Linked DNA regions of Homo sapiens: region 2 is linked to region 1. The links are chromatin loops, found by intact Hi-C in ENCODE. Cell type or tissue: MCF 10A. All regions are shown on one strand. Links, peaks and the distances in the headings refer to the core of each region. The heading gives the core; the rest is flanking DNA.

What was found. A loop is a pair of places that touch in the nucleus more often than their neighbours do. Peaks named below come from ENCODE experiments on the same cell type or tissue, not always from the same donor. Only the 100,000 strongest peaks of a DNase experiment are listed, where the experiment ranks them.
Region 2: it touches region 1 in a loop (5-fold over the local background); 1 of 110 quality-filtered maps calls a loop at or near these places.

Annotation. Positions count from the first base shown.
Region 1 is chr4:30,206,847-30,212,242 of GRCh38, forward strand. No RefSeq gene overlaps it. Among named protein-coding and RNA genes, the nearest start is that of PCDH7, 510 kb to the right of the region's middle. RefSeq lists an enhancer at 1,329-1,498. In MCF 10A, for the core only: no CTCF peak of the experiment used is centred there; a DNase peak (open chromatin) is centred at 2,055.
Region 2 is chr4:30,094,419-30,099,814 of GRCh38, forward strand. No RefSeq gene overlaps it. Among named protein-coding and RNA genes, the nearest start is that of PCDH7, 620 kb to the right of the region's middle. In MCF 10A, for the core only: no CTCF peak of the experiment used is centred there; no DNase peak of the experiment used is centred there.

The sequences.
Region 1 (5,396 bases), core at 140-5,139:
GGTAACATATGAATTATCTTTCCCCTTCTTTCATAGTTTTATTTGCTTCTACTCTTTCCAGCATGAGCTGCACAATAAAAGAAATTCATGTTATTGAGGATTCCTGAATCCTCAAGCATCCTTTGAAAGTACTCATGGTTTAAATTAAGAAGACACACATGAGTGGATTGACTTGAGTTCAGATCCAGCCCTCTCCCACATTTACCAACCGAGATGAGTTGAGTAAACCACATTGATCCCCATTTTCTTCAATAGCAAATTGAACATGTTACTAGCTACCTATCAGTGTCGATGTAAAATCTGATTATATCGAACAATTATAATGTTTACTGAAGAGTACAATAGTTCAATGAATGATTAATGTTTTATTTACTTACAATAATATATTTAATATATTTTTTGTGAATTGGAGAACCATTCTCTATTCTGTCTCCAGTATACATGAAGGATTTTTATATTTGTTGTAAATAAAATATTTGTCCATTAAACATTAGCAAGTATTTTCATTGAGCAAATGTAGCTGCACTATTTAAAACCTTGGGGATAAGAGTAAATTTAGAGTGCATATTTCTTATATTTATATGTTTATGAGAAAATCAAGAAATTAAAAATTTATATGTAAAAGTTGATTCAACTAAAGAACATTTTTAAAAAAGGCTCATCAGTATTACTGATGGTAATGTAAACAATGTAAACTATACTTTTATGACTTAGCAATTATTTAGTAACTTCACTCATAATATGGTGAAGGAAGTATTGCAACATACAGAACTACTAAGCATATTTCATATATATTGACACATCTCTAATTTCAATAAGATAGTATATAAACTTAGAAAACATTAAATTATAGCTTCAGTTTGGTACAGTTTTAATACCATGTTTTAAGAGTCAACTACTAACTTTAATTTTTCAGCTTTTCTGTTTTGCCAAACATGTTAAATACTTAGAGAAAGTAAATAAATATAATTGTATACTCTCTCAATTACTGAGACAGTGGTTAAGATAGGCCAAGTATCATGCTAAAGAGATAAAAGGATTAATCACTGACTTCAGGAAGTACCTGCTGTAGTGCAAGAATCATTATTGAATTTTAATAATTATAAATCTAAAAATCATTTAACAATTATATATCATTAAAATTGGTATCTCTGTGACAAGAATCCCATACTTCAATGACTTTTTTCCTCTTGCTTGTTTGGACAACAACTACCTCCTTTTTTTAATCTCACTAAAGCTTTCAAAATTCAGTGCTCACATTGATTCCTTTGGACATGTTTTCTGACCTCATCGAAGACCTGGTGACCTATATATGTCCCTGAACACTATATTAACCTTTTCCACAAGATGTAGGATATTGGAGTAGTGTGTGCCTCTGCTAACACAATGCCAACAGAGAAAAGACATAGGAGAGATGTTTTTTCTGTGAAAACTATACCTACACAATACAAATGTTTGGGTGTTTGTGTGTGTGCAGAAATTGTTTTCATTTACCACATACTATCAATGTCTTGATTAAAACAATCTATTGACTACAGTAGAAAGAGATCCATACCACGTTTCATGGCTCATTGAGCCGATATTATTTTTCCCTAGCTCCGTATAAAACCCTTTGTTGTTTTCTTCAGTCCTAACAATGTTTTTTTTTCCATCTCTTTTCCCCCGGTTGTTTGAAAATTTCAAACCACGGCCCTCTTTGGAAATTTGTACAAATGTTTTCTCAAAGTGCACAATGCTCGCATATGTTCATGCCTGATTGTTCATTATTCACATCACAGCTTAAAATATGTCATCTTAAGAGAAGACATTCAGAGCATTTGTTCTAAAATAGCCGTCAAACCTTTTTTAGTCTCTCTCTATGCCACTGCCCCACGTTTCCATTTTTGGTAACATCTGTTCTAGGTTTTAAAATTACCTTACTCAATTTAAAAAAAAAAAAATAGAGTCTATTTGCACCAGTTAGAATGTAAGTTTTGAGAAGGCCAAGTCCCCAGTGTTTTGTTATGAAGTAAATGTTCAAGGAATATGTGCTTGTGGGTGCATGTATGTGTATGTTTATTTTGAATGACTCACCTTTTGACTCAAAAAATAAATATGTGGCCGGGCACAGTGGCTCATGCTTGTAATCCCAGCACTGTGGGAGGCCAAGGTGGGCAGATCATTTGAGGTCAGGAGTTTGAGTTCAGCCTGACCAACATGGTGAAACCCCATCTCTACTAAAAACACACAAAATTAGCTGGGCATGGTGGCACATGCCTGTAATCTTAGCTACTTGGGAGACTGAGGCAGGAGAATAGCTTGAACTTGGGAGGCAGAGGTTGCAGTGAGTGAAACCGTGCCACTGCACTCCAGCCTAGGTGACAGAGCACAACTCTGTCTCTAAATAAATAAATAGATAAATAATAAAATTGTGAGTGTTAGTTTGGCTTTTGAATAGTCAGACTCCCTGACTCCCTTCATTCACACTTCCTTCTTAAACAAAGAATGGGTGTTTTATCTCCCAGAACACCTCTAAGTCAATGCTACATCCCCTACTTGTGTTGAAAGAAAGTTTATTATCACAGTGCTAAAGGGCTCACTCAGATCTCCTTTTACCCTGAAAATGTTAAGATAGCTGCTGTGCTACTCATAGAAAAAGTGATAGAGAAAACTGCCCACTGCTTGGTTTATTGCCTTCCAAGTCAGTTATATTTTTCATTTTAAATCTGAAAGCTAATCAATACACTGGGATGTATTCCAGGTATATTTTTAAGACAGCAAGCTGCAAATGTGATATGACCTGAGGTTGGAAAAACATAGTATGTGTGTGGGTTGTGGGGATCAATGTATTTCAATGACATGATGGAGTAAAGGCAGAGAGATGAATTTTAAAGAGTGAGAATGAAGATTTTTCAGTGGGAGCATTCTAAGCTTTAGGTCATTTCTGTCTTTCCTCTCCCCAAACTATTAAAAGATCTTATCAAATGTTATTCATAATCACTATTTCTACAGTGTTTCTTTTGTTGTTGTTTGTTTGTTTGCTTGAGACGGAGTCTTTCTCTGTCACCCAGGCTGGAGTATAGTGGTGCGATCTCGGCTCACTGCAACCTCCACCTCTCTGGTTCAAGCACTTCCTCGGCCTCAGACTCCCAAGTAGCTGGGATTACAGGTGCATGCCACCATGCCCGGCTAATTTTTTTTGTATTTTCAGTAGAGACAGGGTTTCACCATGTTGATCAGACTGGTCTCGAACTCCTGACCTCAGACAATCTGCCCACCCCGGCTTCCCAAAGTGCTGGGATTACAGGCGTGAGCCACTGCACTCAGCCTACAGGATTTTTATTTTACTTATTTACCACAGTTGATTCTATGAGGGCTTGAGCTAATTCGCTGCAAGAGAATGATTTTGAACAAAGACACAGTAAATTACTACAAGGAAGGCGTCAATGTAGTTTCTGAAAACAAGTATATATTTTTTTCAGGAAAAAACTTATACAGTAGGATAATTGGATTAATTTTCTCCAGGACACTTAAGTGTTATTTTAGCTACCTTCTCAGACCTTTTCCAAATAGTGAAATTTATTTTGAAAAACCTGCATTTCCTTTCTTGACAATCCCTAGATTTTTTGATAATTATTTTCTATCTGCTTCATTATATTCTGCCTTTCGTTCATTCCTTCTCCAACAAATGTTTATTATGAAACCACTAAAATAACAGGTACACACTATAGTGGTAAATTAAGCAAATCTCTAGCCTCACAGTGCTAATTTTCTATCAGGCATCATTTGCTAGCTTTTAAGAACACTCATTATATTTCAGAATCTTTTTGTAATGCTTTACCTGTGAAATGAACATTATTATTAATATTATTTCCCATTTTAAGGTCAAGGAAACTAATCTTCAGAGCATATAGGTCACCGTTTCAAGATGACCAATCTAGTAAGTGTTAAACAGCAGATGTAAAAGTGGACAGTTTGTCCATGCTCACGTGTTTAGCTGCTCTACTATTTTGTTCTTTCAATGAACTCTTCCAATATTTATGTCTATGGACTTTTCCAGTTCTGGACACTTCCAATACTTATTTCTGTGATATTCATTTGCTTTCTTGAGTTTTTGAATAAATTTAATATTTTTAATATTTTAATTACAAAAATAAATAACTTACCGGAAATTGGGAAATGGAGAAAATGCTCATATGAACACCGTGTTAAATTGGTATTCTCTAAATTGTCTCATACACTGAAGCAGAAAACAGTTATAATCACAGTACATGAAGAAGTCCATATTCTGTCTTTTTCGGTATATGTTTTATTATAGTCTTTTCATAATGTTAAATAGAGTTCATAATCATTATTTGTAGACTGCATTAAAACCCTTTGAGGTGATACATCATTATATATTTAACACCTCCATTGATGGATATTTTACTTTTTTGAAGGGAAAAAAATCCCATTATTTTATTACATAAAAAAGTACTTTGGAATTTCAATTCAAATTAACTGAATTAAACATATAAAAGTGTTTGACATCTTTATGATTGCTAGTATTCCATGTACTACAATCTGTCTTTAAAAATGTACTTCAGTAAGTGTCTTTTGTGTCCTACCATTTACTAGTCACTCTGATGGGCTTAAAGGATGTTGCCTTGGTGAGAACCATCTCTTAAATTCAAGAAGCTTCTAATCCAGTAGGAGGTACAGCAATCCAAACCAGTGTAAGAGATGAGAACACATAAGATGTAATATGATGGAGTACCCAATCTAGTAATATAGTGTTGACAAAGATGGGTAAGACAGAAAGGACTTGTGAACATTTACACAGTGAACATTTACACAGAGGAAGGTAGAGAAGAAGCATTAAGGGATGAGTAGTCCAGAGAAAGAGAACTTTCTCTTTCTCATATATATACATGTATATGAAAATTAAGAAGAAAATTATAGAAATTTGTGAAGAAAATTTTTAAGAAGAAAAATATGAACTTTTTAGAAAGTAGTTTAAAATGATTTTAAAATATATAAGATAAAAATATTCTGAACAATAATTTAAGGAAACTAGTCTTGAATATAATGCTAAGTTTGCCTTAATTATACTTGAAATGATTGCTCTTGAAAGGTAAATTTTAAAAATTGTGTGGACTGTTATAATAGAATTACAAAATTGTAAACTTTCTACATGATAATATCAACTCATTCATTTCCTCCAGAGCTTCCTCTTTTGTAATTCCTATATATAAACACCCAAGAAAATTATAATTTTTCATTTATATCTTCATTCAGTTATCAAACATTAGATAAGAAAAACAATATTATTAACACCATTCAATAACAGCATTTTTGTTGGTTACCAAAATGTGGATTTTGACAACAAAATTTTGAAAATTTAGGAGGGACTAGAAACTTCTGAATTAACTGCACAT
Region 2 (5,396 bases), core at 286-5,285, 110 kb before region 1:
TGGAGGGAGGGAAGAAGGAAGGGAAGGAAGAGGAGAAGCATATCTCAGGGAGTTAGAAAGGAGAAAAGGGAAGAATGAAAGAGAACATTTACTAACATCATGAAAATTTTGATTGAGAAGATTTTAATGCGTTTATTTCTAACATATCCATATACTACATCTAATGAACTAGAAGGACAACTATAACTTGCTATGATTTTCAAATATAAGGTGATCATTATCAAAACATTCATTCTTTTATATATTCTTCTTTCTCTCTAGAATATGTTTTCTGTTTTTGTTTTCCTGTCATTCTACATGTTTTCCAAAGAAGATAATAGCAATTACTATTCCATATTATTACAATCTAATTCCAGATAGTTAACATGGACTTCGTGCTATGATGGTAGCTTTCATAGTGCATTTGTATGAATTGCATTACTTCAGCCTATATATATATATATATATATATATATTCCTTATAAGCAAGTGACTTTATTTCAGATTTATGGGAATCTATTGACAACCAGTGATTTCCCCATTTCTATGTAAATACCTATTTACATGTAATACTGTCAAGAAAGTAAAAATAAAGATGACTAAGTATTAGCAAACAGTGGCACGTGTGTCAAGAATGGTAAGACAGAATAAGATTTATTTTCCCTTAGTTTCTATCTGAGGATGAGTCACAAATATTCCATCATCACTTCCAGTCAACTTGTACTTCAAATTCTTTCATGAGGATAACATAACTAAAACTAGACAATCACTGACACAATCTACAGTAGTAACATGGAGCACACACACTGTGTCCTTCACATGTAGCTAATTATCATCTTCCATCATTTAGACACAATTCTTCCAGAATGGTGAAAACTAACATTATAATAAAAAAGAACAAATCATCTGAGGTTGGTCATTTATTTTATACAAAATAATTGGACACTCATTAAGAAAATACCTCCCAAGTTTTAGTAATCCACTTACCACACTGATAATCTTTTGACAAACATTTATGTCATCTTCTAGCTTTAACTAACTTTTTTTTTCATATTTAAATATTTAAAAGGAAACTTTGTATGACTGCCATAGGTCACTGATGACAAGTGAAATAATTTATGAAAATTCTTAAAACCAAACCTAAAAAAATATTCTGTTGCTTGGCCAAACGTGGTGGCTCACGCCTGTAATCCCAACACTGTAGGAGGCTGAGGTGGGCAGATCACCTGAGGTCAGGAGTTCAAGACCATCCTGGCCAACATGGTGAAACCCAATCTCTACTAAAAATACAAAAATTAGCCAGGCTTGGTGGTGGGCACCTGTAATCTCAGCTACTTGGGAGGCTGAGGCAGGAGAATCACTTGAACCCAGGAGGCAGAGTTTGCAGTGAATTGAGGTCTCACCATTGCACTCCAGCCTGGGCGACGAGAATGAAACTCTGTCTGAAAAAAAAAAAAAAAAAACTTCTGGTGCTTAATAACCAAAAATGCAAATAACATGACCAAAAACAACATTATGAAACAAGAAATTTTATTAAATTATAGATAGATAATCTTTCCTGCTGAAGGCTTCGAGCCTGAGGTCTAGTTTCACTTAGTTAAAACTGAATTTTTAAGATGATAAAGACATAGTAACACCAAACTGTCTCTCCTTTTATCTAATCAGAATTGATGTATGTAAAATTTAAAATATCTTTAGATAACAGTGCATGAGTTGACATATTATTTAATTTGGAATGTGCGAATAACACTTTAGAAAACATCACTTGAATGAATGCTATAAACAGGCTTCAGAATGTCTGTGGCCCTTCTGGAGTTGAATGCAGTATATATCAAGATTGTCTATAGTTTTGTTTATTTCATATGCTCTATGGAGATTGTAACTCAACAAAGATTAAATACTGCTTTACATAAATATTCAAATGCCAAAGGATAATTTTATTTATCTATATTTGTTTTATTTTATTTTTGCCAACTTTGGAGGGAGCTCAAGCAATATTTTGTGAGAAAAATATTTCAATGGCCTTTTTTAGTGGAACTGGAACAAGGAGAATTTTGTAATAGACAGCAACCAGTCTGGACTTCTAAAAAGATATCAAATATCCAATTTAGAGCATGTCATTAAGTATTAGAGGACACTGATTAACGACCAAAAGTTATGGGATGGGCCAGTCCTGGTTTCCAATATTGGCTCAGTCACACAGAGTTCTGTCAATACCGTCATAGCCCTGAATTCTAAGGTTTTTTTTGTTGCTTTTATAGAAATTGTTGTCAGTATTAAATAAAATAAAAAATATAAGAAGGTCAGAGCATATTACATAGCGCCTTTGGCATACCAAGCATGCTAAACGTAGTAGCTATTAAGACCTGATGGATACTATATGCTGGATACAAATTATCACAAGATAGAATGGAGTAAAGAAAAAAGTAGGAGAAAAATAATTGACATAATTCAAGGTGGCTTGTTGAAAACTGAAGTCAACAGTAATAGTTATTAATTGGTAAGTCAATATGACCCAGAGAGGTGATTCCCTATATAGGTAAATGTGCCCTCTGAGGTTTGTATTTCCTGATAAGCAGCATACGATTTTTATCTTTGCCAAACATACGTGTGCTATTATACATCGAGGTTTACTTTTCCAGTTTTAGAAAATAACATTTAAATCAGGGTTTAAATAGACAAATTGTGCATATTAGGGCTCAGTACTGTTATGGAGAAACATATACGTATCATTCTTTCCCACAGAAAAATAGGGATTGATGAATTATGAATTTTCACAGACTAATTGAGACAGGCTTCTGTGCTAAATTTAATTAAATTCTGAATATAAAATATAATCCTTTTCCTTAAAGTCCTTTTGACCTTTTTTTTTCACTTATTTTTCATAAGCACCCTTCCCCCACCCCATCCCCCACACTAAATTGTAAGCTTTGAGATCATGGAGTTCATACAGGAGATCTTCAGAGGATAGGAAAAAGTGTAGTATGTAGATGTTCAACAAATATGAGGCCTATGCAGCAGTAGTTTAAATAAAAATATTTTATTTCCTTTAATATTCATTGTCAAACAATGAACAATTGGCCGGGTGTGGTGGCCCACGCCTATAATCCCAGCACTTTGGGAGGCCGAAGCTGGCGGATCACCTGAGGTAGGGAGTTCGAGACCAGCCTGACCCACATGGAGAAACCCTGTCTCTACTAAAAATACAAAATTAGCCGGGCCTGGTGGCGCATGCCTGTAATCTCAGCTACTCAGGAGGCTGAGGCAGGAGAATTGCTTGAACCCGGGAGGCTGAGGTTGCAGTGAGTCAAGATTGGCCATTGCACTCCAGCCCAGGCAACAAAAGCAAAACTCCGTCTCAAACAAACAAACAAAAATGATAATAATAATGAAAAACAAAACAATGAACCATTAAACAATGTACAAAATAAAAATTTTATAGAATTCAATTTTTTTTTTTTTGTTTGAGATGGAGTCTTGCTCTGTCACCCAGGCTGGAGTGCAGTGGCGCGATCTTGGCTCACTGCAAGCTTTGCCTCCCGGGTAGTTGCTGGGACTGCAGGCGCCTGCCACCACGCCCGGCTAAATTTTTGTATTTTTAGTAGAGACGGGGTTTCACCATGTTAGCCAGGAAGGTCTCGATCTGCTGACTTCATGATCCGCCCGCCTCAGCCTCCCAAAGTGCTGGCATTACAGGTGTGAGCCACTGCGTCTGGCTAGAAATCAATATTTTTAAGAGAAAACTCTTCTCTTCCACTCTTGCATTTTCCTTCTACATTTGGATTATGGTCATATTTGGTTAAGCCCATTTACTTTCGCATATGTGGCTTTTCTCTGACACTACTTATTCCATATAGGGTAAAGTAGTGTGACTTACCTGATTGTAATTTGTTACAAATAAACTTGGCATGTGGGGATCACTTGGTAGATCATACTTCTAAAACCTGCCACAATCTTATCTCTCATATCCCAAACTAGTTTGCAGTTTGTTCATATCACACCCTCAACAAGAGGTGGGGTCTGTTTTCCCTCCAGTTGCATTTAGTTTGGCTCTATGCCTATCGTAATTAAAACAAACAAACAAAAACAGTAGAAATACCATTCTGAAACTTCAAAGTCCAGGTACTAAGCAAGCTTAGCAGCTTCTGCTTTTGTGCTCTGGAGTAAGTAATCCACCAGCTAATAAGTCGGAATAAACTGAGACTTCCACAGTACCAAGAAACCAGAACTAGATACACGAACAGGCTGTGTAGATAGAGACAGTCAAATGCCTGTCCAGTCATCATCACTGCTAGGCTTCATCCATTTTAGGAAAGAAGTCATCTTGGATGTTTTAGTCCTAGCTGATGCCATTGGGATTCCAGGTAATTTTTCTCCAGTGAACTCCACCCCAAAAGACGATTCCTGAGCAAATAAGTGAGTGTTGTTTTAATCCAGTACATGTTGAAATAATTTATTATACTATAAGAAGTTGTCAAGGTGGCTCAACTCCATATATTTTGGTTTTCCATCTCTTCAGTATTACATTCACATAAGGTGCAAGCCTTCTATTCTCCTTCAAAAGAAAAATCTAACTCTATTACTTTGAGTCATTGGGATGTGTCTGCCCTGGGCAAGCACTGCTCTGAGAACGTAGGTATCATCATGAATTCTGGGATGCATTTAGCAAGCCCATTTCTTTCCACTAAACTACATTCTCTAGTTAGCTTTTAATCGTAATAGGGATGATATTTTGGGATCCACGTGCCACTACTTTTTTTAACCTTATTTTTTCGATATTTAGAACATGAGTTTGAAAGACATGTGTTAATTATTGGTCTATCGCAAATCCCTGATATTTAGAAACACACGATTTATACACGTTGCTTTTGTGGCTTTTGTTTCTCATCTGTAAAGTAGTGGACTATCTCTAAATTTCCAAGCTTCCATGAAACTTTAACCTTGAGCTGAATCATTGATGATGTGCCATATTAAATGCATATGCTTCTAAGAAAAAGTGTGTATTCCTGAGAATGGCAGTACAAACCAAACCAGTTTGTATTACTAGTTTGTCGACTAAGATCACCCTAACAAAATAACACAGACTGGGTGGCTTAAACAAACAAACAAAAATGTATTTTATCATAGATCTGAAGGCTGGAAGTCCAATATCAAGGTGCAGGCAGGTTTCGTTTTTACTAAAGCCTCTCATTAGCTTGAAGATGACCTCATTCTTGCTGTGTTTTCTGTTAAAAGAAAAAAAATAGCCAAAATAAATTTAACAGAATTTAGTTGAGCAAAGAAGAATTCATGTATCAGGAAGCACTCAGAATCAGAAGAGATTCAGAATGCTCCACTATTGCAGCATAAGCAGCAAGCTTTTACATCAAAGGAAGACAAAGAAAATGTATTTAATCATTTTAGTGTGGAAAGACCCT